Regions from separate parts of the Homo sapiens genome. Here region 1 is linked to region 2. Evidence: read pairs that join two places in POLR2A ChIA-PET (ENCODE). Cell type or tissue: Caco-2. All regions are shown on one strand. Links, peaks and the distances in the headings refer to the core of each region. The heading gives the core; the rest is flanking DNA. Region 1 overlaps PRRC2B (proline rich coiled-coil 2B). Region 2 overlaps PLPP7 (phospholipid phosphatase 7 (inactive)).

Region 1 (15,284 bases), core at 7,069-9,568, 110 kb before region 2:
CAGCAGAAGTCTCCTCTGTCTGGGAAGCTGCTGGGCCGATGGTTAGGGAAGCTGCATGATTCTCTGCAGAGCTCAGCTCACAGGGACACCCATCACCAGGAATGAAGTCCTCAAGCCCCAGCTCTGTCCACAGTGTTTCTTACAGGAATTGGCTCTGAGTCATTGCATAAGCTCCTCTGGGGTGATGAGGCCTTTCCTAATAAGGCACAGGGGGAAAGTGGTCACTGGGGACAAGGTTGTCCACAGATGTGCTGCTCCATCGGCTCTAAAAGCCAGAAAAAATGAAGGCAGGGAAAAAGAAACATACGAAGCACCAGGGCCAGAGAGGAAGCAGCTTCATTTGCATCTCCCAGTGTTCCAATTCTGCCACTGCAAGACTAGCGCTGCAGTAGCCAAAGGGTTAGGGTTAGTTTGCCACAGGGAAGGATGCCGGGACCACCCTTGGAGCGCCAGCTCCCACTCACCACCCGCCTCCTCCGTTTACCTCTTTGGGTCTTGCTGATCCTGCTTGTTTGCCCATCCCGTCCCGTCCTTGGGTACTATCACGATGTTGGGGTCGTTTCCTTTGTTTTCAGACTTCAAGCTTGGCAGGTTTGCAGGCGGTGGCATGCGCCGGGCTGCAGCAACTTTCCCAAGACTCTGTAAGCCATGTCTAGGAATAACTGCAGGGAGAGGGACATGGAACAGACACCATGCAAAAAGGTCACAGAAGGAAAGAAGCCTGATGCATTCAGCTGTTCTTTCAATCTCTAAGTGATCATAACAAAGCTAACCCAACAAAAAACAAAGGGCAGACCAGCAGTGGGACAAACAAGTGTTTGGTGTCACTTTAGTCACTTTACAAGCTCTTCACTGAAGACTACAGGGACAAAGGAGCTGCTAAAACCTGTAAAAAGGCTTCCATTTCACTGATGGGCAGGACAAGGCTCGCAGACTTTACAACATGGGTGAGGAGACAGGCCCAGGAACCTCCAGCTTACAGAGGAACCACCTCTCTGCAAGTTGAGACAGCTCTGGTCTCATTACAGGACTAAAGGGACAGCCTCTGCCTAGATCCAAAACAAGACTGAACAGGAGCCCTTCGACATTCATGAAGTCTTCATGGGGTGTGAAAAGGATCAACAAGAACCTTTCCAACAAGTTCTAGAATATCAAGAACCATGAAAGCTAAAAAGGCTGATAACACACCAGGCGTGGTGGCTCACACGTGTAATTGCAGCACTTTGGGAGGCCGAGGTGGGTAGATCGCTTGAGCCCAGGAGTTCGAGACCAGCCTGGGCAATGTGACAAAACCCTGTCTCTACTAAAAATACAAAAATTAGCCAGTCTCATAACCCAGTCTCTAAATAAATAAATAAATTTTAAAACAAAATTTAAAAAATTCTTTAAGGATGGCCGGGCGCGGTGGCTCATGCCTGTAATCTCAGCACTTTGGGAGGCCGAGGCGGGCGGATCACGAGGTCAGGAGATCGAGACCATCCTCGCTAACACGGTGAAACCCTGTCTCTACTAAAAATACAAAAAATTAGCCGGGAGTGATGGCGGGCGCCTGTAGTCCCAGCCACTCAGGAGGCTGAGGCGGAAGAATGGCGTGAACCCAGGAGGTGGAGCTTGCAGTGAGCCGAGATTGCGCCACTGCACTCCATCCAGCCTGAGCAACAGAGTGAGACTCCGTCTCAAAAAAAAAAAAAAATTCTTTATTAAGGATAACACTGGCCAGGCGCAGTGGCTCATGCCTGTAATCCCAGCACCCTGGGAGGCCGAGGTGGGTGGATCACCTAAGGTCGGGAGTTCGAGACCAGCCTGACCAACATGGAGAAACCCCATCTCTATTAAAAATACAAAATTAGGCTGGGCACGGTGGCTCACGCCTGTAATCCCAGCACTTTGGGAGGCCGAGGCAAGCCGATCACGAGGTCAGGAGATCAAGACCGATCTGGCTAACACGGTGAAACCCCGTCTCTACTAAAAATACAAAAAATTAGCCAGGCATGATGGTGGGCGCCTGTCGTCCCAGCTACTTGGGAGGCTGAGGCAGGAGAATGGCGTGAACCCGGGAGGCAGAGCTTACAGTGAGCCAAGATCACACCACTGCACTCCACCCTGCATGACAGAGTGAGACTCCGTCTCAAAAAAGAAAAACAAAAAACAAAAAGCAAAATTAGCCGGGCGTGGTGGCACATGCCTGTAATCCCAGCTACTCAGGAGGCTGAGGCAGGAGAATCACTTGAACCTAGGAGGTGAAGGTTGCACTGAGCTGAGATCACGCCATTGCACTCCAGCATGGGCAATAAGAGCGAAACTGTGTCTCAAAAAAAAAAAAAAAGGATAACACTAATGCCTATTAAGTCCCATTCTACCCATCAGGATAAAAATCCACAGCTTTGGCCAGGCACAGTGGCTCACACCTGTAATCCCAGCACTTTGGGAGGCCGAGGCGGGTGGATCACCTGAGGTCACGAGTTTGAGACCAGCCTCACTAACATGGGGAAACCCCATCTCTACTAAAAATACAAAAATTAGCTGGGCGTGGTGGCACACATCTGTAATCCTTGCTACTCGGGAGGCTGAGGCAAGAGACTCGCTTGAGCCCAGAAGGTGGAGGTTGCAATGAGCTGAGATCATGCCACTGAACTCCAGCCTGGGTGACAGAGTGAGACTCTGTCTCCAAAACATATATATACACACACACACACACACACACACACACACACACATACACACACACCTATAGATATCTATAGATAGATATCTATCTATCTATCTATAGATATCTATAGATATATCTCCCCAGCTTCAATAAGGTAATAGATGGAGAAAATTCCACTACAGAAAGAGTCAGGATGCTCAAGGCTCTGAAATCATACCTCAAGTAGGAAGTAGAGAGTGATTCTACATGCACACCCAGAAGCCTGGTGTGCACGGACCACATCTGTCTAACCAGGTGAGGGACTCTGGGTTTCTGGGATATGTCACTCGGAGAAAGTTTGAGGAACTGGCCTTCAACCCTGGGCCTTACCTGAGGATCTAATCGCGTCTACTGATTTTCCTTTATACTTATCAAACAGGCTGAGAGTCGAGTACTTGCTTTTCCCATCCTTGCCCTTGGTAATTTGCCCCAAACGATCGGACATTGCGATGAAATGTCATCTAGTAAGGAAATTTTTCTCGGCACCGCTCCCGATCTGCCTTTGAAATAGAGAAGAAAAAAAAAAAAAGAGAGAGAAAAAAAAAAAAGAGTGTCACTACAGCAGAACCTCTGATCCAGAGGAGTGAATCCTTCACGAATCATGGATCTCCTTGAAGATCTGAAGATGGCTTTGGACTGTCCTTAGAAAACTGCTCTCACCACCCACAGGCTGTTCATTCACATTTACAGGGCATTTATGTAGACACCCCGAGGCGATCTGTGGAGTACCCCCCCAACCCCCACCTGCTGTTAATTCCTCTCACTCTGAGTTGGCTGGAGTCTACTGCACACCAACCACACTGACATGTAAACTTCAACAGAGCCCTCTCCAAGTCAAGGACAGCTCAAGATGGAAAAATAAATGCTCAGTACTTTAACACATCCATGTATAACACTGAAAATAAGGCTAGCAGAATAGGGGAGGTACACAACCCACTTACACCACGGCTGTTCATCTCAAGGGCAAGCAAAACCAAATCAAAGGAGGGCAGCCAGAGTATTATCCTTCAGAAATAATCAAGTATATACACTTTTCAAAATAAACAACTAGTACCCAGAGAGAAAACATCTGCTTAGGCAACAAAAGGGCTCTCTAAGCTACACACATGGAAAACAGAAAGCAAGAACTCCCCAGGGCTAGCAAGGGAGAGACCACATGGGGGCTATGCCATCCGCACTTGCCCCTTTGAAGAGACAACCTTGAAAAGCCCTCCAAGAAAGAAGCTTCCCTCCTCTGCCACTTTCTAATGTGCTACAGGTGTCCATGAGTCTACTAGTGCTCTCCTCATCAGTTCACTCACTCACTCACTCACTCACTCACTCACTCAAAATACTAAGCGCCTGGCTGGGCGTGGTGGTTCACGCCTGTAATCCCAGCACTTTGGGAGGCTAAGGTGGGCAGATCACTTAAGGTCAGGAGTTCGAGACCTGCCTGGCCAGCATGGCGAAACCCTGTCTCTACTGAAAACACAAAAATTAGCCAGGCATGGTGGCAGGTATATGTAATTCCAGCTACTGAGGAGGATGAGGCAGGAGAATTGCTTGAACCTGGGCTGCAGTGAGTCAAGATTGCACCACTGCACTCCCGTCTAGGCGACAGAGCGAGACTGCATCTTAAAAAAAAACACAACAAAAACAAATACTAAGTGCCGACCAAGGGCCTGTGTGCCAGGCACTGAGGACTAAGAGCTTCACTGCTTTTTATTCCATACCCAACCTTGGCAATAGGTTCTAAGCTTCCTTACCAAAAACCAAACACTTGATGGGCTCAGTGGCTCATGCCTATAATCCCAGCTACTCAGGAAGGCTGAGGTGGGAGGACTGCTTGAAGCCAGGAGTTTGAGACCAGCCTGGTCAACACAGCAAGACACTGTGTCTAAAAAAATTAAAATAGGCCGGGCATGGTGGTTCACACCTATAATCCCAACACTTTGGGAGGCTGAGGTGGGCAGATCACCTGAGGTTTGGAGTTTGAGACCAGCCTGGCCAACATGGTGAAACCCCATCTTTACTAAAATTACACAAATTAGCCAGAGATGGTGGTGCATGCTTATAATCCCAGCTACTCAGGAGGCTGAGACATGAGAATTGCTTGAAGCCGGGAGGCAGAAGTTGCAGTGAGCTGAGATTGCCCTACTGCACTGCAGCCTGGGTGACAGAGGGAGACTACATCTCAAAATGAATAAATAAAAATAAAAATAATTAGCAGGGCATGGTGGCATGCACCTGTAGCCCCAGGTACTTAGGAGGCTGAGGCAGGAGGATCACTTGAGCCCAGGAGCTTGAGGCTGCAGTGAGCTATGATCAGGCCACTGTACTCCAGCCCGAGCAACAGAGCAAGATCCTATCTCTTAAAAAACAAAACTTGTAGGCCGGGCACGGTGGCTCACGCCTATAATCCCAACACTTTGGGAGGCCGAGGTGGGTGGATCACGAGGTCAGGAGCTCAAGACCAGCCTGACCAACATGGTGAAACCCCGTTTCTACTAAAAATACAAAAATTAGCTGGGCATGGTGGTGCACACCTGTAATCCCAGCTACTCAGGAGGCTGAGGCAGAAGAATCACTTGAACCCAGGAGGCAGAGGTTGCAGTGAGCCGAGATTGTGCCATTGCACTCCAGCCTGAGTGACAGAGCAAGACTCCATCTCAACAACAAGAACAAAAACAACAAAAAAATAAAACACTTGTATAAGTGATCATCACTTCTCACTGGAAAACAAAGCTAAAGCAATAATTAAGGCATATGTTTAACATGTCCTCAATGACATAATGGCAACAACTATAATTCCCCATTTTACCACTGACTGGTAAAAGGCACTTGGTGGTAGCTGCGGAAGCAAGGTTTGCCATTTCACCATCTTGTTCTGACACCATGCAGGCCAGGAGGAACACATGCGATGTGGTGGGGGGCAATCTGTACCCCAAAGGATGATTTTAAAGATAAAACTCTATATTATGGGCCAGGTGCGGTGGCTCACTCCTGTAATCCCAGCACTTTGGGAGGCTGAGGTAGGCAGATCACTAGGTCAGGAGATCGAGACCATCCCGGCTAACACGGTGAAACCCCTTCTCTACTAAAAATACAAAAAATTAGCCAGGCGTGGTGGTGGGCGCCTGTAGTCCCAGCTACTCGTGAGGCTGAGGCAGGAGAATGGCGTGAACCCGGGAAGCAGAGCTTGCAGTGAGCTGAGATCGCACCACTGCACTCCAGCCTGGGCAACAGAGCAAGACTCCATCAAAAAAACACACACACACACACAACTATATTATGATCCAAATGAAACATAGGGAGTGAAAATCGATTACAAACAGGGGCCAAAAAAAGTGAGACAAAAGACGCTGACTGAGCTGGTGCCGTGTCAAACACGCAAGTGCGCAAACCATCCTTTCATTCATTTAACAGGTATTGACTGATACCTAAGATCTGCCAATCACTGAGGGACAGATCCGCATGCAATTCGTATCAAGAAATGCTCATGAAGAACGCAGGAAGATGGATGCCGAGGGATAAGCGGTCCTACGTCCGATCTGTGTGAGCAGGGGACACAACCAGGGGCCGACACTGTGCCCTTCTTCAAGGAAATTCTCCTCTCCGCCCCACATGGCTTCAGCCATGCTGGTTGGTTACTTAACTCCCTTCCCTCACCCAAATCCCAGTTTATTCAGCTGCTGCCATGGGCCAAGGAATACCAGGGTGTTTGCAAATGTGCAGGAGCATTTTTGATGTCACAATGATGGGACTGCTGCCCACATTCAGTGGCCAAGCCCAAGGATGCTGAATGTACTAGAGGGCGTAAGAGAGTCTGGCACAATGAAGAAACATACCAGCAAAAGTGCTTCCAAGCACTCACTGCCCCCAAGTTACCTGCCAGCAGCTGCTTGACCCCAGCAGCCCTCCCCAGAGCTCACCTCCTGCACTGGAGCAAAGGGCACCAATGCTCAGAATGGGAGTCAGTCCCACGTGCCCAATCCTGACTGCGGTGCCCATGACCTGGCTGCTTCCTTGCCCTGGGGTCCATGGGCCATTTTAAATCTCCCTCCCTGAGGCTAGGTCCAGGGAGTTGCTGTCCCACTCCCCAAAAGTCATAATTAATAAGAGCATCGTTCCGTGGGCTAGATTGCAAGCCTCTTGAGGGCAGAGCGAGATCCTGTCTCAAGAAAAAGAAAGGCATGGCAAGATTTCACATTGAATGATTTTCCTTTCTTCTTCTTCTTTTTTTCTTTTTCTTTTTTTTTTTTTTTTTTTTTTTGAGACAGAGTTTCTTTCTGTAGCTCAGGCTGGAGTGCAGTGGCACCGTCTTAGCTCACTGCAACCTCCACCTCCCAGATTCAAGCAATTCTCCTGTGTCAGCCTCCTGAGTAGCTGGGCTTACAGGTGTGTGCCACCAAACCTGGCTAATTTTTGTATTTTCAGTAGAGACAAGATTTCATCATGTTGCCCAGGCTGGTCTCAAACTCCTGGCCTCAAGTGATCCACCCACCTCAGCTTCCCAAAGTGCTGGGATTAAAGACATGAGCCACCGTGCCTGGCAACATCGAATGATTTCTTAAATCAAATGTGATTTTTTTTCTTTTTGTTGAGACGGAGTCTCACTCTGTCACCTAGGGTGGAGTGCAGTGGCATGATCTCGGCTCACTGCAACCTCTGCCTCCTAGGTTCAAGCGATTCACCTGCCTCAGCTTCCCAAGTAGCTGGGATTACAGGCGTGAACCACCATGCCCAGCTAAAATGTCATTTAATTCTGAAAACTGACCAGAAATACATTTGTTTATATAAATATTACTTAAAAAGTCCTCGGGGGCCAGGCATGGTGGCTCACGCCTGTAATCCCAGCACTTTGGGAGGCTGAGGCGGGTGATCACGAGGTCAGGAGATCGAGATCATCCTGGCTAACACGGTGAAACCCCATCTCTACTAATAATACAAAAAAAATGAGCCTGGCGTGGTGGCAGGCGCCTGCAGTCTCAGCTACTTGGGGGACTGAGGCAGGAGAATGGCATGAACCCAGAAGGGGAGCTTGCAGTGAGCTGAGATCGCGCCACTGCACGCCAGCCTGGGTGACAGAGCGAAACTCCATCTCAAAAAACAACAACAACAACAACAACAAAAGTCCTCTTAAAAGCTGTTTGCCCTGGCCTCTACTTTCTCTGACTCTGTGCTGACCAGGCCTGAGGGAAAAGGGTAGAATGGACACACACAGCTCTCAGTGTAACTACCTGGCACACACCACACTTCTCTGAGAAGGTTTGATTCATACTTCCCCATACCCTAGTGGCAACAAAAGGAAAAAAACCTTGCTCAGGTCAGGCGTGGTAGCTCACGCCTGTAATCCCAGCACTTTGGGAGGCCGAGGCGAGAGGATCACCTGAGGTCAGGAGTTCAAGACCAGCCTGGCCAACATGGTGAAACCCCGTCTATACTAAAAATACAAAAAGGAGCCAGGCATGGTGGTGCACGCCTGTAATCTCAGCTACTCGGGAGGCTAAAGCAGGAGAATCACTTGAAGGCAGCAGAATCACTTGAACCCAGGAGGCAGAGGCTGCAGTGAGCCAAGATTGCGCCATTGCACTCCAGCCTGGGCAGCAGAGTGAGAATCCATCTCAAAAAACAAAAAACCTCGCCCAAACATGAGACACTCTCCTAGAAATTTAGAATTGTGTTTACGAGATGTCAGTCTGTCTACAACTATTCCTTGAACTATGTCCTCCCAGTAAATTCAACCACCCAACAAATATTAACTGGGCACCTTCTGTGTTCCAGGTGAAATGTTTTCCACCCCTTCCAATCACAGAGCCTTGGTGAAGCCAGTACAAGAAACACATTGGACTAACATCTGCACTTAACCTGCTTGTACAATGTTTTCTTTAATGCCCTCCATCTTTTCTTTTCTTTTCTTTTTTTGAGACAGAGGCTCACACTGTCGCCCGGGCTGGAGTGCAGTGGCACAATCTTGGCTCACTATAACCTCTGCCTCCCAGGTTCAAGTGATTCTCCAGCCTCAGCCTCCCGAGTAGCTGGGATTACAGGTGCGCGCCACCACGCCCAGCTAATTTTCGTATTTTAGTAGAGACAGGGTTTCACCATGTTGGCCAGGCTTGTCTCAAACTCCTAACCTCAAGTTATCCGCCCACCTTGGCCTCCTGAAGTGCTGGGATTACAAGCGTGAGCCACCACACCCAGCCAGTGCCCCCAACCTTTTAACCAAGTTTTGCACTTGTTGGGCACGCTATTGGCCTCTCTAGACCTGTTTCCTCATCTACTGAAGGAGTGGCCTAGACAAGCACTGACCCTAAAATCAAGCCCATCAATGTTGACAACTGACAGCCACAGAAATAATGGTTTACTACCCAGGCGCCGGGGCTCACGCTTGTAATCCCAGCACTTTGGGGAGCTGAAGCAGGCGGATCACTTGAACCCAAGAGTTCAAGACCAGCCTGAGCAACATGGTAAAACTCTGTCTCTACTAAAACTATATTTAAAAAAATTAGCTGGGCGTGGTGATGCACGCCTGTAATCCCAGCCACTGGGGAGGCTGAGGCAGGACAACTGCTTGAGCCTGGGAGGTGGAGGTTGCAGTGAACGGAGATTGGGCCACTGCACTACAGCCTGGGCGACAGAGGGAAAAATCTGTCTAAAAAAAAAAAACGTAGCAGAAAGAAATGGCTTACTGTGGAATCAGCCACCTCTTACAAGCCTGGGATTGGATCCTATTTTCCTATATAAACTTGGGATACCAACAAGGAACCAGGCGAGTCACTGCTGCAGTGAATGAAAGCAGCCCCTACGAGGACAATTACACTCTCCACAGTGAAGACTGCACAAGTGGAGAATCTTCCAGCCTCAACGTTCCATCAGAGCAGGGGCCGGCAGCCTGAAGAGAAATAAGCAAGAGGCCATCTATGGCCCACAAAGCCCAGAACAGTTACTGCCTGGTCCTTTACAAAGTTTGTGTATACACACCTGCTTTACGGCAGTCAGGAGATCTTTCACTGGACACAACTCCAAAATAAACCAGAATCATTCGGATTTCCTCCCGTTGCAGGGATCTCCACTGACCGGCTGAGTGCGAGGCTGGCCCCGCCCACAAGCATCTGGCCCCACTGCTTGCCAGCTGCTTTTCACAAACATCAGGCCAGGGCGCTGTTAGCAGGGCTTTACCAGGCTTCAAATACCTGCCGAGTTTCCATCCATCAACACACATGCATACCCCAAGCTAAACTAGCCTATCCGGAGGCAGGGAGAAAGCACCGGTGAGCATCCAAGTGTGAAGCAGGAAGCCGGCTGAGGCAAGAGAACAGCTCTCCAGCGGGTCTGAGGCATTTCCATCCAGCTCTGACTCACCCCTAGGTCTGTGGGACTAGACCCGGCATAGACGCACCAAGTCCTCGCAGGTTAGCATAAGTCAAACCTGGCTTATGGCCACGGCTTTACCTCACCTTCTCTCCCTTCTGTAGGCAACAGAATTCGTTTTCTCTCCAACAGAATCTGACTTGGAACCTCAGTATGACATATGAAGCAGACACAACCCAATGATGCCTGCTGGAAAGAAGTCCAGCCTATGTGCCCCCTTGCTGTAAGCCCTCCTTTCCCACAGAAGCCACTCAGAGACACTGCCACGGGGAGCTAGAGCATTCTGAAACTTGCCAGCCTAAAAGAAAATATTGCCATTAGGCAGATGAAAAAGGGGCCTAAAACCCATATGAAGATAGATTTGGGAACAAATCAATGGAGAAAAGAACATTGAAAAAGAATCCAGGTTGCATATTTTGGCACATAATCTAAAGAAGTGCTCCCAGGCTGTGCTGGAACAAAAACAACCAGAAAGATTCGCCAACAACGGCAACTTCACATCCAAGCCCCGCCTCTCCAGACAGTGCCCGCCTGTCCAACAGGTTCCTGCTATCTGTCCACCAGAGGGAACATCTCTGCCCTGTAATTAATTTATCAAAAGCCATTTCCGGGTAACAGGATTAATTTCACTCCACACTTGAGTGCCAGCCAGTGTCAGATGCCTGACCAGGGCACTGGGATGACCTGTCATTCACCAGGAACCACTACGGCTCCGCATTCAGGGGAGATCAGTGGCCACCAGCACTTCAAGGGCCAGGCACCCTGCTAAGCCCTCATGTGCTCTACTCCCCTTCATAACAGCACTTTCTGGAAGATACTACTGCCTGTTTGACAGAGAAGGACATTAAGGTTCAGTCAATCAGGATAGAAAAGTAACACACCCGGCAGGATGCGGGTGACTCACGCCTGTAATCCCAGTGCTTTGGGAGGCCAAGGTGGGTGGATCACAAGGTCAAGAGATCGAGACCATGCTGGCCAACATGGTGAAACCCCGTCTCTACTAAAAATACAAAATTTAGCTGGGCATGGTGGCGCGCGCCTGTAATCCCAGCTATTCGGGAGGCTGAGGCAGGAGAATCGCTTGAACCCGGGAGGCAGAGGTTGCAGTGAGCCAAGATCATGCCACTGCACTCCAGCCTGGGAACAGAGTGAGACACCCATCTTAAAATAAAATAAAAAAATAAAAAAAAGAAAGAAAGAAAAGAAAAGTAACGCACCCAAGGTCACAAGGCTGCCGAGTGCAGGGCCAGGCTTGGAGCCCAGGCTGCACTGGACGCCACCAGGCTGCAGACTGAATGCCCCACGACCTGGAATCTGCTTTCCCAGTGGGAGTACCGGTGCAGACACGAAAGGCGGCACAATGGGTTCTGATATAAGTCAGCCCAGGCTCAACAGCTGCTTTCTGGCCAACTGTACAGATGATGATCCTGGACAGCTTCAAAAACAAGCATTTTATTTACGCCATGCCACCAACAGCCAGATTCTCACCCAAGGCAAATCCAGTCACTTCACTCTTCACATGTGGGCACCTAGAGATTTCATGGCTCTTTCCTCCACTCACAATAGTGACAAAGGCCCAAGGCCCGACCTCAGGGGGACACAATGAGTGCTGCAACGTGCCCTGGCCGTGAGGCTGGGGGCAGTGAGAGAGAAAGGTGGAATGTCTCTTTATAGAACGAACGGAAAGATCCCACTGCTAGACAAAACATACCAAAAATCATGATTCCACAGGCATGGAAATTGATAGCAGGCTGGATAAACGCTTCAGGAAGTAACAATGTGGGCCAGAAAAGGACGTGGCCACTGGACAGTTTACTTGTTAAGTCTCAGCCAAGAACCATCACCACGAAATCCAGGGACAAGATGAAAGAAGTCTATCTTTCCCCAACACACCAATCAATGTCTGGCAAAAAAACCTTTAACGTAAGTAAGGCGACCTCACCTACTTCAAATACTCAAACGTTTACTGACCAATGTGTGTGCCAGACCCTGTGTCACTTGGTGCTGGGGACATGGAGACAGGAGACTCCACCCTGCACTCCTGCAGCAGGAGAGATCTGCAAAGTTTGTCTGTAAAGGGCCAGACAGTAAATGTACTCAGCTTTGCTGGCCACACAGAGCTCTCTGCTGCAATTGCTCAACTCTGCCTGAGGCTGTCGTCGTAGCATGGAAGTAGCCCCAGACAATACATAAAAGAGAATAGCCATATTTACAAAAACAGGAGGTGGGCTGCAATCGGGGTTGCAGTTTGCTGCCTTCTGGTTCAGAGGGTAAAGTATGGACATGAATACATTGCAAGATGATGATGAACTTGTGTGCATATCAGGGTGGGGGAACCAGGTGGGTTTGAGGGGACACTTCTGCTGCCTCACTCGATGACAGCCTAACCCAACCCCCACCACACCTCCAGCTTGCAGAGGCTCCCTACGTGGCACTGTCAGAAAAGCAAGGGTAGGCCAGGTGTGGCGGTTCACACCTGTAATCCTAGCACTTTGGGAGGCTGAGGTGCACCTGAGGTCAGGAGTTCGGAACCAGCCTGGCCAACATGGCGACACCCTGACTCTACTGAAAATACAAAAATTAGCTGGGCGTGGTAGTGCATGCCTGTAATCCCAGCTACTCAGGAGGCTGAGACAGGACTCACTTGAACCCAAGAGGTGGAGGTTGCAGTGAGCCGAGATCATGCACTGCACTCCAGCCTGGGCGACAGAGGGAGCCTCCATCTCAAAAAAAAAAAAAAAAAGAAAGAAAGAAAGAAAGAAAGAAAGAAAGAAAGAAAGAAAAAGAAAAAGAAAAAGAAAAAAGAAAAGCAGAGGTGGCTTTCAAAGAGCCCTAAAGCGCCCACATTTCTGTTCCCTAAGAGCGAGGCACTGGCTCATCTGGAAAGCTGAAGGCTGGGCTCAGCTATAGCACAATCCAGGCATTCTACCTGCAGAAGCCCAAATGGGTGAGGTCCCTGCAGAACACTGCACAAACTCTCCAAGAATAAACAGCCTGAAAATAAGGTTTGAGGAAACCACAGAGTGGGGAAAGTGGGGTTCCTGGTAACCCAGTGTTCCTTATGGGAGACATGAGCCATCCCCAGAAGACCACGCACCCCAAGGAGACAGCATATATAGGAAGCAACAAATTTAAAATAAGAGGAAAGGAAAAACAAAGAAGCATTGAGGCGTATGGTGAGGACACAAGAAGCACTCCCCACCCCCAGTGGAGAACTGGGGGGTTCTCCAGCACTTAGTTGCAAGCCCCTTGCCGGAACCACATGGTCAGCTGGGTCCCCTCCACCAGAGCCACGGCTCACACAGCAACACAGACCACGGGGAGCACCTGCTCACACACCTTCCACATCACCCCCCACCGCGCCAGGGTCAAGTCCAGACCCCCCCGGCCCAACATGCTGGCCCCACGCCGCCACCCAGCCTTCTCCCCACACCACCCCCGGCAGTCTCAAATCTGAAACACTGGGTTTGCATCTCGCCTCCACTCCACACTGTGACTTGAGGTCTATTTCCTCGTGGATTAAGATGAACATACCATGTTAATCTCCCACCTCCCAGGTCTGCTGTAAGGAATAAACAAGAGAACAAAGACCCCCGCACTTGACCCAGCACTTGTCCTCAGCAGGCACTCGACCAATGGCGGCTGTCACCTCACCGTGGTTCTGCTCTTGTTCTCTCTCCAGCCCACCCAATTATCAGCTTTTGACAGTGCTCATCTCTCCAGACTCCTATGCAGCCAGGGAAGCCTCCGTTCCCCAGCAGGGCTGCTCTGGGTGGTGCTGGGTAGACCAGGCACCTGTGCTTCTACCTCCTCCTGTGCACTGGGGACCCGTCCCCACGTTGGTGTGTCACAGTTTAAGTGTCACAGTTTAAGGGTGCTGGTACAGAGAGCAGACCTTCAAACACCATGAGGACAAACTCCCAGGTGTTTAGGATCTGCTAGTGGACCCCTTTAATTCTCAGGAAGACAGAGATGCAGGGAGATTCTCAGAAAACCCTCTTGAGATAAACACTCTACTGTGACTAATTTAAACCACACTAAACTGCCCCAGTTTCAAGGCTTCCCACTTTGGGGCAATAAACGTAGCTATTTACTGCAGTCACCCTCTGATGTTACAATAGATGGCCTTATGGAAGTGGATAATCCCAGTACTGCTCATTTATTTCTCCATCACATTTTTAGTAACAAAAGAAATATACGCTTGATACAGAAAAACTGTAAATCTTAAAAAAAATTACAGAAAAGTATCATCCCTAAACCAGCTCCCAGATTAGATCCCTGGATCTCTCTTCACCAGCATGAGCCACTTAAATTCCAGGTGCTGTCACGCTGCAATACTAATCATCTGCCTCGCCCGTGTTCTACTGTGTTTTGACTTCCCATTTCAAAAGAATTCAGCAGTAAGGGTCATAAAACACTGTGTATTAATTCCAAACAGATTTGCTATTTGTTTTTTAAAACTATGAAGATAATTTTAAAGAAAACTCAGGATGGCAGAAAGGCTGAGCTGAGCACACACACACCGAGGAGGAAGGCCACGTCCCAGCCAGCTGCAGCTGTCCCTGGCTTGCCCGGCAGTGCCATTGTTTACACCCAAAGCCTTTCCCCTGTAGGAATGATGTCACCTGGAGCAAGCTGGAATCTGGGCACAAAAGAAGAAGACAAATCAGGCTGGCCTGTCTCTGGCAGCAAGTGACTTCCTTCAGCCCAGGAGAAAGCATTCCTCCCCACCTTCCTAAACCCTATGTCCTCACAGAGACTCACAGAAAAAAACACAGGGGGGTAAAAAAAACCAAGATTGGTTCTATCATCCCCCAAATAATAACCAACGCTGAATCTAAACTCCCACCTAACCTCTAGGTAAACACTCTCTGGGGCAAACACTCCCTATAGAGGATGAACCCCCTTTGCAGGCAGTAGCTCTCTCTCTACACACAAGTTTCCAGAAGGAAGAGGGGGCCAGGGGCCAAATGTCACCTCCTGCACTTACTGTTTTCTCAGTGACAAAGTGGAGACAGACAGCTGCTTTAGAAGGAAGAGATGATGATCCCCAGGTGTGCCACCAGCACCCTGATGCAATGCTCCTTGGCACAGAGGAGTTCAGCAGATAGTGGTGGTGACACCATCACCCCCTGCAGCTGGCTGAACTCTCTGCCTCCGGGGCTTTGGACTCCCTTTCTCAAGGCGTCTGGAGGGAAGGACAGAGAAGTTCACCCTCCATATGTGTAAGAAGGTTGTGCCA
Region 2 (15,284 bases), core at 5,777-8,276:
ATGAGGCACCGTGCCCGGCTCCAGGATCGATTCTTAACTTTGGCTGTACTGAAATCACCTGGGAAGCTTGGAAAACAATCCCCGTGAGGAGCCCACGCCCCACACCAATTACACCCAAACCTCTTCAGGTGGGACCTGAGCTTCTGTATTTAAAAAAAATAATTAAAGCCTTTGCTGTATTCTACGCATCCTGAGAGGGGCCACCTGCTTCCAGGGACCTTCTGTGCAGCATCAGGGTCCCACTATCTACATGGCAGCTGCTGACCGGCACAGGTGTGGGGCTCTGCACACCTCAGATCCCTGACAAAGGAAGGGCGGACTGTGGGGCTGGGCATGCGCAGGGAACACATCAGATGGTGAACAAGCTGAGAGGAGTGTTTCGTTTCCCAGGGCTGTCATAATACAATCCCATAGACTGTGTGGCTCACACAACAGAAATTTTATTTTCTCACAGCTCTGGAGGTTGGAAGTCCAAGATCAAAGTTCAGCAGGTTTGGTTTCACCTGAGGCCTCTCTCCGTGGCTTGCAGATGGCTGCCTTCTCGCCGTGTCCTCACAAGCCATTTCCCCTGTGCTTGTGCATCCCTGGTGTCTCTTTGTGTGACCAAGTTTCCTCTACTTAGAAGGACACCAGTCAGATTGGATCAGGGCCCACCCTGACAGCCTCGTTTTAACGTCATAAACTCCTTAAAGGCCCTGTCTCTGGCTGGGTGCGGTAGCTCACGCCTGTAATCCCAGCACTTTGTGAGGCTGAGGCAGGCGGATCACTGGAGGTCAGGAGTTCGAGACCAGCCTGGACAACATAGTGAAACCCCGTCTCTACTAAAAATACAAAAATTAGCCAGGCGTGGTGGCAGGTGCCTGTAATCCCAGCTACTCGGGAGGCTGAGGCAGGAGAATCGCTTGAACCTGGGAGGTGGATGTTGCAGTGAGCCGAGATCATGCCACTGCACTTCAGCCTGGGTGTCAAGAGCAAAACTCTATGTCAAAAAAAAAAGAAAAAAAGTTAATAAGGAGTGTTGGCAACGATGTGGAGAAACTGGAGCTGTTGTACTTTGTTGATGGGAATGGAAAATGGTGCAGCTGCTATGGAAAACAGTTCAAGGTCCCTCAAAATGTGACACATAGAGTTACCACAGGAACCAGCGATTCCGCTCCCAGGTATACACCAAGAGAACCCAAAACAGGCACTCAACAATGCTTGTACCTCAATGACCACAACAACTGTGTTCACAATAGCCAAAAGGTGCAAACCACACTTAATGCCCATCAACCGATGACTGGGTAATAGCATTATCAATACAGTGGAATATTATTGAGCTATAAAAAGGAATGAAGCACTGATTGATCCGTGCACTCCCATGGATGAATCTTGAAAACATTACACGAAGGGAAAGAAGCCAGACACAAAAGGTCACATATTGTCTGATTCCATTTACATGAAGTATCTAGAAGAGGCAAATCCATAGAGACAGAAAGCAGATTAGGGCCTGGGGGAGGCGGGATGGGGTTTCCTTTTGAGGCGATGAAAATATTTTGGAACGAAGTAGAGGTGGTAGTTGCACAGCACTGTAAATGTACTAATACCACTGAATCATACACTCTCAAATAGTTCATTGGGCTGGGCGCAGTGGCTCACGCCTGTAATCCCTGCACTTTGGGAGGCCAAGGCAGGCAGGTCACCTGAGGTCAGGAGTTGACCAGCCTGACCAACATGGTGAAGCCTCGTCTCTACTGAAAATACAAAATTAGCCGGTCATGGTGTTGCACACCTGTAATCCCAGCTACTCGGGAGGCTGAGGAAGGAGAATCGCTTGAACTTGGGAGGCAGAGGTTGCAGTGAGCCGAGATTGTGCCATTGCACTCTGGCCTGGGCAATAGAGTGAGACTGTCTCAAATAAATAAATAAAATTAAAAAAATAGTTTATTGTATCATGTTAGTGCAAAAGTATTTGCAGTTTTAGCCACTGAAAGTAATGGCAAAACCTGCAATTACTTTTGCACCAACCTAACCTATTTTTTTTTTCTTGAGATGGAGTTTCGCTCTTGTTGCCCAGGCTGGAGTGCAGTGGTGCCATCTTGGCTCACTGCAACCTCTGCCTCCCGTGCTCAAGAGATTCTCCTGACTCAGCCTTCCAAGTAGCTGGGATTACAGGCACCTGCCACTACACCCAGCTAATTTTTTTGTATTTGTAGTAGAGACGGGGTTTCACCATGTTGGCCAAGCTGGTCTCGAACTCCTGGCCTCAGGTGATCCACCGGCCTTGGCCTCCCAAAGTGCTGGGATTACAGGCGTGAGCCACTGTGCCCGGCTGCACCAACCTAATATTTTTATGTGAATTTTACCTCAATTTAAACAAAACAAAACCAGGAGCAATGTAAAAAAAAAAAGCAATGACTTCCATACCAGGGACCACTGTGAGGCTGTGACAAGTCGAGATATAGGTGTTTTGTTTTTTGAGACAGGGTCTCACTTTGTCACCTAGGCTGGAATGCAGTGGGTGGCATGATCTTGGCTCACTGCAACCTCCACCTCCCAGGTTCAAGCTATCCTCCCACCTCAGCCTCCTGAATAGCTAGGATTATAGGCTTACACCACAACACACAGATAATTTTTCTATTTTTAGTAGAGACAGGGTTTCGCCATGTTGGCCAGGCTAGTCTTGAACTCTTAGGCTTAAGCTATCTGCCTCGACCTCCCAAAGTGCTGGAATTACAGGTGTGAGCCACCGCACCCGGCTGGTGTTTAGTTTTTGTTTTTTTTTTTTTTTTGAGACAGGGTCTCAGTCTGTCACCCAGGCTGGAGTTCAGTGGCTCGATCTTTGCTCACTGCAACCTTTGCCTCCTGTGTTCAAGTGATTCTCCCACCTCAGCCTCCCGAGTAGCTGGGATTATAGGTGTGTGCCACCACGCCCAGCTAATTTTTTGTATTTTTTGGTAGAGATGAGGTTTTGCCATGTTGGCCAGGCTGGTGTCGAACTCCTGACCTCAAGTGATCTGCCTGCCTGGGCCTCCCAAAGTGCTGGGATTACAGGCATGAGCCACTGCACCCAGCTGGTGTTTACTTTTTGATGCAGAAACTTGTTCACAATATGTTAGTAAGTGAAAAAGAAGTAGGTCACAAACTATAGAATATAATTGCTTTTTTTTCCTCCAAAATATGTCTACATTTTTACAAACGTGTCGAAAAACATCCGAAAGGAATAACTAAAATATTTTTGCTTTTGTTTTCCTTGTATGTTCTAATTTTTTTTTTTTTTTTTTGAGACCGAGTCTCGGCTCTGTTGCCCAGGCTAGAGTGCAGTGGCACGATCTCGGCTCACTGTAAGCTCTGCCTCCCGGGTTCACGCCATTCTCCTGCCTCAGCCTCCCGAGTAGCTGGGAGGCGCCCGCCACCACGCCGGGCTAATTTTTTTGTATTTTTTAGTAGAGATGGGATTTCACGGTGTTAGCCAGGATGGCCTTGATCTCCTGACCTCGTGATCCGCCCACCTCGGCCTCCCAAAGTGCTGGGATTACAGGCGTGAGCCACCGCGCCCGGCCCCTAATTTTTTAAATCATAAAAAAGCATTCTTGTGTAACCAAAACACATACTAATCAGGGAAATAGATGATTGCTTAACGAAATTCACCCTGTTCCCTGTGAGGCCCTTAAGAGACTCATCGCGCATCTGCCGGCCCAGGGCTCAGCATCAGAATTCTTCTTTCCTAAGGGGAGGCGCGGGAGTGGAGAGGACAGGAGGGCCCAGGTCTCACCCAGGTCTCATGGCTGGGGCAGGGCTGTGTCCTGCCTTCTGTGACTCCCTCTCTCCCAGCTAAGGTCCCCTGAGGACCTTGTTCCTTGCCCTTCCCGCTGAAGGATTTGAGTGGAGGAAGCAGCTTTCACAGCATCCTTGTCCTGTCCTGACCTGTCTCCCACCAGCAGAAGCAGCTCCGGATGGAGAAGAGGCCAAGCCGGCCCCTGGGGGCTGAGATTGCATCCCTCACCCGAGCTGGACACCCCTCCTGGAGGCCAGGCCCCAGGCCTCGGCTCACGGGTGGGGCCCCAGGGTTCCCAGAGCTCCCGCTGCTGCCAGACTTCACAGCTGTGCTGCTGGCGAGAAAAACTTTTTTTTTTTTTTTTTTGAGATGGAGTTTTGCTCTTGTTGCCCAGGCTGGAGTGCAGTGGCGCGATCTTGGCTCACTGCAACCTCGGCCTCCCGGGTTCAAGCGATTCTCTTGCCTCAGCCTCCTGAATAGCTGGGATTATAGGCATTAGCCACCACGCTGGCTAATTTTTGTCTTTTTAGTGGAGGTTGGGTTTCACCATGTTGGTCAGGCTAGTCTCAAACTCCCGACCTCAGGTGCTCTGCCTGCTTCAGCCTCCCAAAGTGCTGGGATTATAGGTGTGAGCCACCGCGCCCGGCTGACAGAAACTTTGTTCGCATCCCAGCAAACCAAGGCTCTCCTGTTGGAAGCTGGCCCCTCCCCACCAAGGGCCAGGTTATTAAATGCGGCAAATGGGGCCCCGGGGCTGCGCTGCGGCCAGGAGAGCATCTGTGGATTTAATTATCAGACAAAGAGAAGGGCTTGGACATTCTTCTGGCAAAACAGCATGTCCTGGGCTGGGCCCCGGGGACCCTGATGGCTTCATGAGTTTTCGTGTGTGAGCATGTTATACATCCATGTTAGATTGTTGGATAAAATATAGGACACTCCGTGAAACTGAATTTCAGATAAATAGTATTTTAGTATACATATGTCCCAAATAATGCATCCTGCATATTGATTTGCTAAATCTGGCAGAATACATGTAAATTTGTGCATTCAAGAGAACATGCAGGCATGTGAGTGTGTACAGCAGTGCAAGAACACACATATGTGTAAGCATCTGTGCACGGCCGGCCGCAGTGGCCCACGCCTGTAATCCCAGCACTTTAGGAGGCTGAGGCAGGCAGATCAGCTGAGGTCAGGAGTTCGAGACCAGCCTGGCCAACATGGTGAAACCCCGTCTCTACTAAAAATACAAAAATTAGCTGGGTGTGGTGGCGCATGCCTGTAATCCCAGCTACTTGGGAGGCTGAGGCATGAGAATCACTTGAACCTGGGAGGCGGAGGTTGCAGTGAGCCAAGATCTGCACCACTGCACTACAGGCTGGGTGACAGAGCAAGAACCTGTCTCAAAAAAAAAGTATTTGTGCGTGAATGTAGGTAAAGCTAAGCGTGTACATATACACATGGATGTGTGTGTACCAGAACACATGGATGTGTGTGTACCAGGAGGGTCAGGGAAGGGAATGGCAGGAGCTAGAAAAACCCAGGAACTCCCAGACCTACTGCCATCTGTCTCCAGGAAGAAATGGGACAACTGGCCCTGGCTTTTGGCCCATGGCGAAAGGTGCATTTTATATCTAGGTGCATGTATAAATGTGACTGTGTGCAAATATGGACACATGTGTTCTCATGTTTGCATCTACGTGTATGCATGCATGAAGTTTAGATATGGAAATACCTGTGGATATGTACGGAGGGACTATTGAAGGACTGTTGTAGCTGGAGGGATGCTTGGAGATCTCACGTACATAATTTTACATATGAGGAGACGGAGGCCAGCGGCTGAGACTGCGTGTGTGAGTGATTGTGCGCTCGGGCTCAGGGGAGCAGCAGGGCTTTCTGAGCATCATCTCGCCCCCTGACTGCCCCGTGATTATCACGCTTATTTCACACGTGAGGAAAAGTCAGGTGGGACGAGGCCAGGGCACCAGCCTGTGAGGGGCCGCCTGGGCCACGTGGGGTCACATATGGCTTACATAAACGCCATGGGCCAAAGCTGGTGCCAGATGTTCTGTTTCTTCCTGGAGCCAGATGGCGGCGGATGTGGGAGTTGGTGGATTTTTCTAGCTCCTGCCATCCCCTTCCCTGACCCTCCCGGATTTTCCCCAGGCAGGGAAGGGCTGGGGACTCGGGGAGCTTTGTCCTGGTGAGAATTGCCTTGGCCTGGGAAGCTGCTTCCTTTGGGCAGGGCCTCAGGAAGCCATGATGGGGTCTGTGCCAATGCATCTCCTCTAGGGTGGACTCCTCGCACAGTGCTCTTCCTATAGGGCCCAGAAGCAGAGCAGCCAGGCCAGTGGCATAATGTAGGCCATGCCCCGGGGCAGTCTCTGCACTGTGGATCTGTCCCCAGGTTTGGCTGGGGGTTTGGTTTTTAGTAGAGATGAGGTCTCACTATGTTCTCAAACTCCTGGGCTCAAGTGATCCTCCCACCTTGGCCCCCTAAAGTGCTAGGATTATAGGTGTGAGCCACTGCATTTGGGCGCCGTGAAAAGCTTTGAGAAGGCTAATGGAAAAGCAAGGGAGAGCCCTGGGCACACAGCCCCCTCGAGGAGGCAGGTAGGGCCCCACCTCACGGTGTGGGTCACAGAGCTTTACTCCCTGCATTTCCAGCCATGTGGGTTTGGGGGCCATCCACCCATCAGATACTGGTTAGGAAGGTGATCAGGGCTCAGTGCAAGGGAATACTATAGGTGAGGATGGAAACTACAGGGAGAGAGGTCCATGACATCTTAGCATGTGGAAGAGCAGATTAGCAAACAGTATGGAGAAGTTCCCTATTCAGAATGTGTGTGTGTACATGCATAAGAATTTGGATTGGGGGGCCGGGTGCAGTGGCTCATGCCTGTAATTTCAGCACTTTGGGAGGCCAAGGCAGGAGGATCACTTGAGGTCAGGAGTTCGAGACCAGTCTGGCTAACATGGTGAAACCCCGTCTCTACTAAAAATACAAAAAATTAGCTGGGCATGGTGGCAGGTGCTACAGGAGAATCACTTGAACCTGGGAGGCAGAGATTGCACCACTGCATTCCAGCCTGGGCGACAGAGATTGAGCTGAGATTGCGCCACTGCATTCCAGCCTGGGCGACAGGGCAAGATTCCATCTCAAAAAAAAAAAAAAAAAAAAAAGAATTTGGATTGGGCCAGGCGAGGTGGCTCACACTTACAATCTTAGCATTTTGGGAGGCCAAGGCGGGAGAATTGCTTAAGCCCAGGAGTTGAAGACCAGCGTGAGCAACAGAGCTAGACCTTATCTCTACAAAAAATTTTTTAAAATTAGGCTGGGTGTGGTGGCTCATGCCTGTAATCCCAGCACTTTGGGAGACTGAGGCTGGCGGATCGCCTGAGGCTGGGAGTTCCAGACCAGCCTGGCCAGCATGGTGAAACCCTGTCTCTAATAAAAATACAAAAATTAGCCGGGCGTGGTGGCAGGCGCCTGTAATCCCAGCTACTTGGGAAGCTGAGGCAGGAGAATCGCTTGAACCTGGAAGGCGTAGGTTGTGGTGAGCCGAGATCGCGCCCTTGCACTCCAGCCTGGGCAACAGAGCGAGACTCTGTCTCAAAAAAAAAAAGAAGAAGAAGAAGAAGAAATTGACTTCTCACAGTTCTGGAGGCTGGAAAGTCCAGGATCAAGGTGCCCACAGATTTGGCGTCTGGTGAGGGTCCGCTCTCAGGTTCATACATGGGGCCTCCTCACTGCATCCTCACCTGGGGGAAGGGGAAGGGGTCTCTCTGGAGCCTCTTTTTTTTTTAGATGGAGACTTGCTTTGTCACCCAGGCTGGAGTGCAATGGTGCTATCTCGGCTCACTGCAACCTCCATCTCCTGGCTTCAAGCAACTCTCCTCCCTCAGCCTCCTGAGTAGTTGGGATTACAGGCATGCCCCACCCTGCCCAGGGCTGATTTTTGTATTTTCAGTAGTGACAGGGTTTTGCCATGTTGGCCAGGCTGGTCTTGAATTCCTGACCTCAAGTGATCCGCCTACCTCAGCCTCCCAAAGCGTTGGGATTACCGGCGTGAGCCACAACGCCCGGCATCCGGAGCCTTTTTTGTAAGGGCACTAATCCCGTCGTGTGGGCCCACCCTCATGACCTAATGACCCCAAACGCCCACCTCTTCATACCCTCGTGTTTTGGTTGGGATTTCAATGTACAGACTGTGGGGGGCACAGACTGCAGCGGCTGCCTCTCCATACGCTGGCGCAGAGCATCGACGCATCTTACAGATGAGGAAACTGCCCAGAGCCAGCCCTTGTGCCGCTGCCTCCCTGAGACTTTTTGGATGGGGCGGGTGGGAGCCGCACACAGGATGAGTGGACGCTGAGCTCTGTGGCCCTCCCACCCAGAGCTGCATCTCTGTCCCTCCGTCCTCTCTTCCCAGAATCCTCCTGACCAGAGCAGCAGAGAGCGGATCTGTTTGCAGCCTGCCTGTCCCCGCCCTGCCCTCACCTCGCCCTCTTTGACCTTGAGACGGATTCCTCGAGCCAACGTCTCTTTCCTGGAGCTGGATGGGGACAAACCCGGGGTCCCTCCCTCTCTTAGGAGTTGAACCACAGTGACCAGGAGCCCAAGAGCGCCGAAGCCCTGTAGTTGCTATGGAGATGGGAGCGGGTTTGCAGAGGGAGCTGTGTGATTAGGTGGCATTTGCGTCTGTAGAAGGAGGCAACGCAACACCCTCGCCACCCCTGAGAGGTGCTTATACCTTGGACACTCTTATGAGAGCTTCCCAGAAAAGCCAGGCTCACAGGGGCAGGAACGGAGATTCCTCCACACACCTCCACCCTGTCCCTGCCACCAAACACCCAGGTACCCAGGCAAACCGTGGCCAGGGGACAGGTGCCATCATGACATGGGTGAGCTGCCTGCCTGGAGGTTCTCCAAGTCCCTCCTGCTGCCCACCTGTCCAAGCCCCAGAGTGTCCCTAAATGCCCAGGGAACGCTCAGGGTCCTTTCCAGGGGGCAGTGGCCTAAGAGGCTCATTCTCCAGCAACCCTCTGCGCCGGGCTGGGTGGTCCCATTGCCCTGTCTCCAGCCCTCACAACTGTGCAAGCCAAGTATCAGCCCCATTTCACAGACGGAGAAGCTGAAGCTCAGAAGGGTCAGCAACCTGTCAGGGCCGGAATCTGAACCCAGGTCTGCCCGACTCCCATTTATGTGCTCTTTCCCTCACACGACCCAGCCCAGCCCAGCTCCAGCCTGGCCCCCTCAGCCTACCCTGGGCTTCCAGCCAGTGACCTTCCCAAAGCACAGAGCTGAGGCTTAGAGAGAGATGTGGCTGGACATGCAGAGAGTGAAGCCCTGTGGCCCACAGCTGGAGGTGGGACCCTGCCTGCCACCTCAAGGGGGCTGTGTGTTCTGGGTTGTGTGCTCAAGGCTCTCCCTTGCTTCTCCCCACTACTCCACGAGCTGGCCTTTCTGCTTGAAAAGAGACCCCCAGCCTGGAGCGGGCTCATGCCTGTAATCCCAGCACTTTGGGAGGACAAGACAGGCAGATTACTTGAGGTCAGGAGTTCAAGACCAGCCTGGCCCACATGGTGAAACCCGGTCTCTACTAAAGATACAAAAATTAGCTGGACGTGGTGGCACACGCAGGTAGTCCCAGCTACTCGGGAGGCTATGGCAGGAGAATCCCTTAAACCTGGGAGGCGGAGGTCGTAGTGAGCCAAGATCGTACCATTGCACTCTAGCCTGGGTGACAGAGCGAGACTCTGTCTCAAAAAAACCAAAAAACAAAAAAGCGGAGGTTAGGCACAGTGGTTTGTGCCTGTAATCTCAGCACTTTGGGAGGTGGAGGCGGGCGGATCACATGAGGTCAGGAGTTTGAGACCAGCCTGGCCAACGTGGAGAAACCCCATTTCTACTAAAAATACAAAAAATTAGGCCGGGCGCGGTAGCCCTCACACCTAATCCCAGGTGTGAGGTGGGCGGATCACGGGGTCAGGAGATCGAGACCATCCTGGCTAATATGGTGAAACCCCGGCCGGGCGCGGTGGCTCACGCCTGTAATCCCAGCACTTTGGGAGGCCGAGGCGGGTGGTTCACGAGGTCAGGAGATCGAGACCATCCCGGCTAAAACGGTGAAACCCCATCTCTACTAAAAATACAAAAAATTAGCCGGGCGTAGTGGCGGGCGCCTGTAGTCCCAGCTACTTGGGAGGCTGAGGCAAGAGAATGGCGTGAACCCGGGAGGCGGAGCTTGCAGTGAGCCGAGATCCCGCCACTGCACTCCAGCCTGGGCGACAGAGCGAGACTCCGTCTCAAAAAAAAAAAAAAAAAATGGTGAAACCCCGTCTCTACTAAAAATACAAAAAAATTAGCCAGGTGTGGTGGTGGGCACCTGTAGTCCCAGCTACACGGGAGGCTGAGGCAGGAGAATGGAGAGAACCCGGGAGGCAGAGCTTGCAGTGAGCCGAGATCTCGCCACTGCACTCCAGCCTGGGCAACAGAACGAGACTCTGTCTCAAGGGAAAAAAAAATTAGCCGGGCATGGTGGCACCGTCTGTAGTCTCAGCTACTTGGGAAACTGAGGTAGGAGAATAGCTTGAACCTGGGAAGTAGAGATTCCAGTGAGTCGAGGTTGTACCACTGCACTCCAGCCTGGGCGACAGAGTGAGACTCTGTCTCAAAAAAGAAAAAAAAAAAGTAAAGAGACCCCCCCCTGACAGACCCTGCTCAACACGCTGTGCTGCGGGTGTCCACCCTCCAGACCCAGACTCCTTGGCCAGATCAGAACTGAGGACAAGCCATGCATTTCCGCAGTTTGCCACGCTCCTTAGACCTTCACGGCTCTTGCTTGGGGGCGAAATGACACATTGAAAACCACCCTTTCCATTTTCCATAGTCATGATCCCTGCAGGCTGTCTCCAGGCTCCCGTTCTTCTGTATTCTGGGAAGTGGTTATGTTGGCCATGACAGCTGGGGTGGCGAGGAGGTGATGCCGGGTGGGTGGGGTGGGAAGGAAGAAACCAGGTGGTGGAAGGGCATGGGGCAAAATCAGGGTTAGCGCCAGGCTCCAGGGATCCCAGCTGGTGCAGAGAAGGCCGGAATCCATAGGGCTGGGTCTGTCTGATGACAGGAGAGGGTGTGGGTGGGAACAAGCAGGGGTGGAGGAGGTGTCACCTTTGTATAGACCTCTCGGGGTCACGTAAGGACGGAGCAGGCCCCATTCCTGCCACACCCAACTTGCAGCCCAGGGTGAGGCCCACAGAGTCTGGCCAAAGACTGCCGGAGGCAGCACAGGCAGCCGCCTGGCGCGGTGGGGTTTGGTTCTGTTTAAAAAATAGAAAAACAAGTCACCCCCATCCCGCCTCCCTGTGCCTGTCGCTTCGCCAGTTCAGCCTCATTCCGAGGTTGGCGGGTGCCCTGCGTTTCTGTCTTCCGGAGGGCTTCTCTGCGCTGGGGCCACTCAGGCCTGGTTTCTGATCCTGGCTCCACCACATCCAAGCTGGGCAACCTTAGGGAAATGGGTTTCCCTCTCTGAGCCTCAGTTTCCTCATCTGTAAAATAGGGATAAGGTCATCACAATGACACATATGGAAGACGTATGGCCAGGCCCGTGGGAGGTGTGAGCCCCGCTCTTCACTCCTCCCCTCAAATCATGGCTGAGAACAGAATGTCAATTCTAAGAAGAGGGTGCTTTGCAAGAGGCTGGAACTAGAGGGAGAGCAGAGATCTGGGATCTGAGGGCTGGAGAAGGAGATGATACCAATTTTACACAGATTCTTTCAGAAGTGTAGAAGAGGCCAGCCTGCCCCTGGTAACCAAATCAAGAAACAGACACCAGCATCCCTCATGGACATTGATGCCAGAATCCAGAACACATTCGTTGTTCAATCCAACCCAGCCATATTTAGAAGGGAAATGCGCCAGGGCCACGTGGGGTGTGTCTCAGATATGCAGAAGCGGCTGCCATTCAAAAATCATGTATAATTCACCATAAAAAAATGGAATGGGCATGTCAATCACCAGGCGCGGTGGCTCACGTCTGCAGTCCTAGCACTTTGGGAGGCCAAGGCAGGAGGATTGCTTGAGGCTAGGAGACCAGCTTGGACAAAATAGTGAGATCTCATCCCTACAAAAATAAAAATAGGCTGGGCGTGGTGGCTCACACCTGTAATCCCAACACTTTGAGAGGCTGAGGCGGGTGGATCACCTGAAGTCAGGAGTTCCAGACCAGCCTGGTCAACATGGCAAAACCTGTCTCTACTAAAAATACAAAAAAAATTAGCTGGGCGTGGTGGTGCTTGTAGTCCCATCTATTCGGGAGGCTGAGGCATAAGAATCGATTGAACCTTGGTGGCGGAGGTTGCAGTGAGCTGAGATCACACCACTGCACTCCAGCCTGGGTGACAGAGTGAGACTCTATCTCAATTTTAAAAAAAAGTAAAAAAATAAAAATATTAGCCGGTGTGGTGGTGCATGCCTTTAGCTACTTGGGAGGCTGAGGCGGGAGGATTGTTTGAGCCCAGGAGTTTGAGACTGCAGTGAGGTGTGATCGTGCCCCTGCACTGCAGTCTGGGTAACAGAGCGAGACTCCAACTCTTCTTCTTCTTTTTTTTTTTTTTTTTTTCTGAGACGGAGTCTCGCTCTGTCACCCAGGCTGGAGTGCAGTGGCTCAATCTCAGCTCACTGCAACCTCCGCCTCCTGGTTCAAGTGATTCTCCTGCCTCAGCCTCCCAAGTAGCTGGGACTACAGGCATGCACCACCATGTCTGGCTAATTTTTGTATTTTTAGTAGAGATGGGGTTTCTCCATGTTGGCCAGGCTAGTCTCGAACTCCTGACCTTAGGTAATCCACCCACCTTGGACCCCCAAAGTGCTGGGATTACAGGCGTGAGCCACTATGCCTGGCCAAGAGACCTCAACTCTTGAAAAAACAAAAACAAAACAAAACAGTTATTGGCTTTACTCAACAAAGTGCATTACCCATGCCTGAGCAGGTACACACCATCTCTCTTGTTCCATGATGTGCACTGGAAGCTGTCAACCAATGCAAAATGGCATCGACCTCCCCACCCAGGCTCTGTCCAGCAACAAGGCAGGATGGCAAGTCCTGAAGGAGTCACAGCCTCTTCCCTGTCATCTGGGATCTGAGGTTGGCAGCTCCTCCCATGGCCCTTGGGTCTTCATGGAAAGGGGATGCAGAGTGATGGTTCTAGAGACACGTCGGTGTCTGAGAGTGATGAAGTCCAGGGAAAGCCTGGAAGAGTCAGATCCCGGGTCTGCTTTGTGCTAACGGCCATGTCAGCACATCGTGTCCCAGTTCCTTCCTTGCCACCAGGGGCAACAACGCCAGGAGCCCTGTGACCAACACTGAGCATGACCTGTGATGTGTCAGGTTTGCAGGTGGAGGGCACCCCGAGTCACACATCAACCCCACGGGGCCCCTGTCATCCCCGTTTGACAGACAACGACACCAACGCTCTGGGACGGGACGTCAGCACCGGCAGGAAGTGCTGGCATTGTCCTGAGCCAGCACCGGCTGCCGCTGCCATCACACAGGATGTGGCTCCCAGGCAGCACGCCGACTGCCTTCTGGGAGCCTCTCCCCTTCACGGTGCGCCAGGTGCTCTTGGGGCTCCACCGTCCCCTCCAAGCTTTAGAGGATTTGCCCAGAGCCCTCCATCCTTCAGCAACCCTTCCTTATCCTAAAGACTCCAGAGACCACCCAGCTAGGAGGGGAAGATGTGTTCCTCCCCCAAAAGTGTCCTGTGGGTTACGGACTGAATTGGGTTCTCCCAGAAAGAGATGCTGAAGCTCTAATTCCCAGTGTCTATGGATGTGATCTTCTTTGGAAACAGGGTCTTTGTAGATGTGACTAAGATGTGGGGGCTGGGCACAGTGGCTCACGCCTGTAATCCCAGCACTTTAGGAGGCTGAGGTGAAAGGATCACCTGAGGTCAGGAGTTCGAGACCAGCCTGGCCAACATGATGAAACCTCATCTCTACTAAAAATACAAAAAAGTTAGCCGGGCATGGTGGCACATGCCTGTAATCCCAGCTACTCAGGAGGCTGAGGCAGGAGAATCCCTTGAACCCAGGAGGCGGATGTTGCAGTGAGCCAAGATTGCGCCACTGCACTCCAGCCTGGACAACAAGAGCAAAACTCCATCTCAAAAAAAAAAAAAAAAAAAAGATGTGAGTTAAGATGAAGTTATACTAGAGTAGGATGGACTGTAAGCCAGTATAACTGTTATTCTTATAGGAAGGGGATCACAGACAGTGACAGGAAGACAGACGCAGACACAGGGAGAAGGCCACGTGGAAACAGAGGCAGAGAGTGGCGGGATGCGGCCGAGAACAAGGCAAACTGGCTCCCACCTCACTGTGCTGCCTCCTGGCTGGGCAACCTTGGGCAAGTCTCAGGCCTCAATTTTCCCATCTATGGAATGGGCATGTCGATCACCTCACATCAGAGGGCTATTGAGAGCTGCAGACGAGCGCTCACACTCAAAGTGTGGTTCGGGGAGCTCCGGGTGTCCCCAAGCCTCCTGCCGATCTGTGATAGGACCTGGGGGCTCTTGCCTCCTGGCCCTCACCCCTTTCCTCCCTCTGCCTAGAACATTCTTCCCCTCCTTCCTGGCTCCCTCCACCCATTCCCTCCATCTGGGCTCAGACTTCCCCCTTCTGGGACCTATGCGCTGATGCCCCAAGGCTGGGCTCCAGGGCCTTTTCTCTGAGCCCTCACTGCCCTGCACATCCCTCGCGGCAGCTCTCTTAGGCTTGGCTGTGTTTCACTGGTCACTTGCCTACTTCCTGGCGGACGAGGATCAGGTTAGCCAGGAGTCGGGGCGGAGGGCTTGGGAAGGCCTGAGGCTGAAGTGAGAGAGGGTCTCTGGTCCATCAGCATCACAGTGAGGGCCTCTCAAACGGTCCCTGCCCAGGCCCCAGGTAGCAGCCAGCACAGGGCCTGGGGGCTGAGGGAGTACCAGGCAGCCACCCCAGGGCAAAGGGACTGGCCAGCCTGGTAAAGTCCAGGAGCAGACCAGCTGTGCCCAGAGCCCCCGATCCCTGGCATCATGGCACTGTCTAGGGCCGAAGAATTACCCCACCCCTCCGCCCGTTCCATGTTAATAAGGTGAATGCATCCAGAGCAATTGAATTGCATGAGGAAAAAGCCACACGGGAGAGGGCCATTTGCATGTCATCTGTATTGTCACATGAAATGCACATCCAAAACGGGTGACTTGGAAACGACCTATTAGGTCACACGGAGTCCGGCCCCTGGGGGCCAAAGCCTCATCGATGCCCACGGGCGGTGGCCAGCACTTTCCTCGGGCTGTGGCGTGTGCACCCGGCCTCCCCAGAGGAGAGTCAGCTCACACCCCAGGCCCTTTAGCTCTCTGGCAGCAGCTCCCAAAACGCACTTGAGGAACCAATAATTCCTTGGGGGTTAATAGCTGTTCCCCAAGAAAAGGGTTCTGTGGTCAAATAAGTTTAGAAAACATGGGTTAAAGAAGGTTTAGCAAGAAGCTTTTC

Evidence for each region. Peaks named below come from ENCODE experiments on the same cell type or tissue, not always from the same donor. Only the 100,000 strongest peaks of a DNase experiment are listed, where the experiment ranks them.
Region 1: POLR2A ChIA-PET joins it to region 2 with 11 read pairs; 2 of 35 experiments call an interaction of 5 or more read pairs at or near these places.

Annotation. Positions count from the first base shown.
Region 1 is chr9:131,417,995-131,433,278 of GRCh38, reverse strand. It overlaps PRRC2B (proline rich coiled-coil 2B), which reads right to left. Exons shown (of 32, transcript NM_013318.4): 2 at 3,020-3,185; 3 at 485-662. The coding sequence starts at 3,134. Among named protein-coding and RNA genes, the nearest start is that of PRRC2B, 32 kb to the right of the region's middle. In Caco-2, for the core only: no CTCF peak of the experiment used is centred there; no DNase peak of the experiment used is centred there.
Region 2 is chr9:131,308,915-131,324,198 of GRCh38, reverse strand. PLPP7 (phospholipid phosphatase 7 (inactive)) reads right to left here. Exons shown (of 2, transcript NM_032728.4): 2 at 14,938-15,284. Among named protein-coding and RNA genes, the nearest start is that of PLPP7, 27 kb to the right of the region's middle. RefSeq lists silencers at 1,765-2,301, 13,146-13,225. In Caco-2, for the core only: no CTCF peak of the experiment used is centred there; a DNase peak (open chromatin) is centred at 6,878.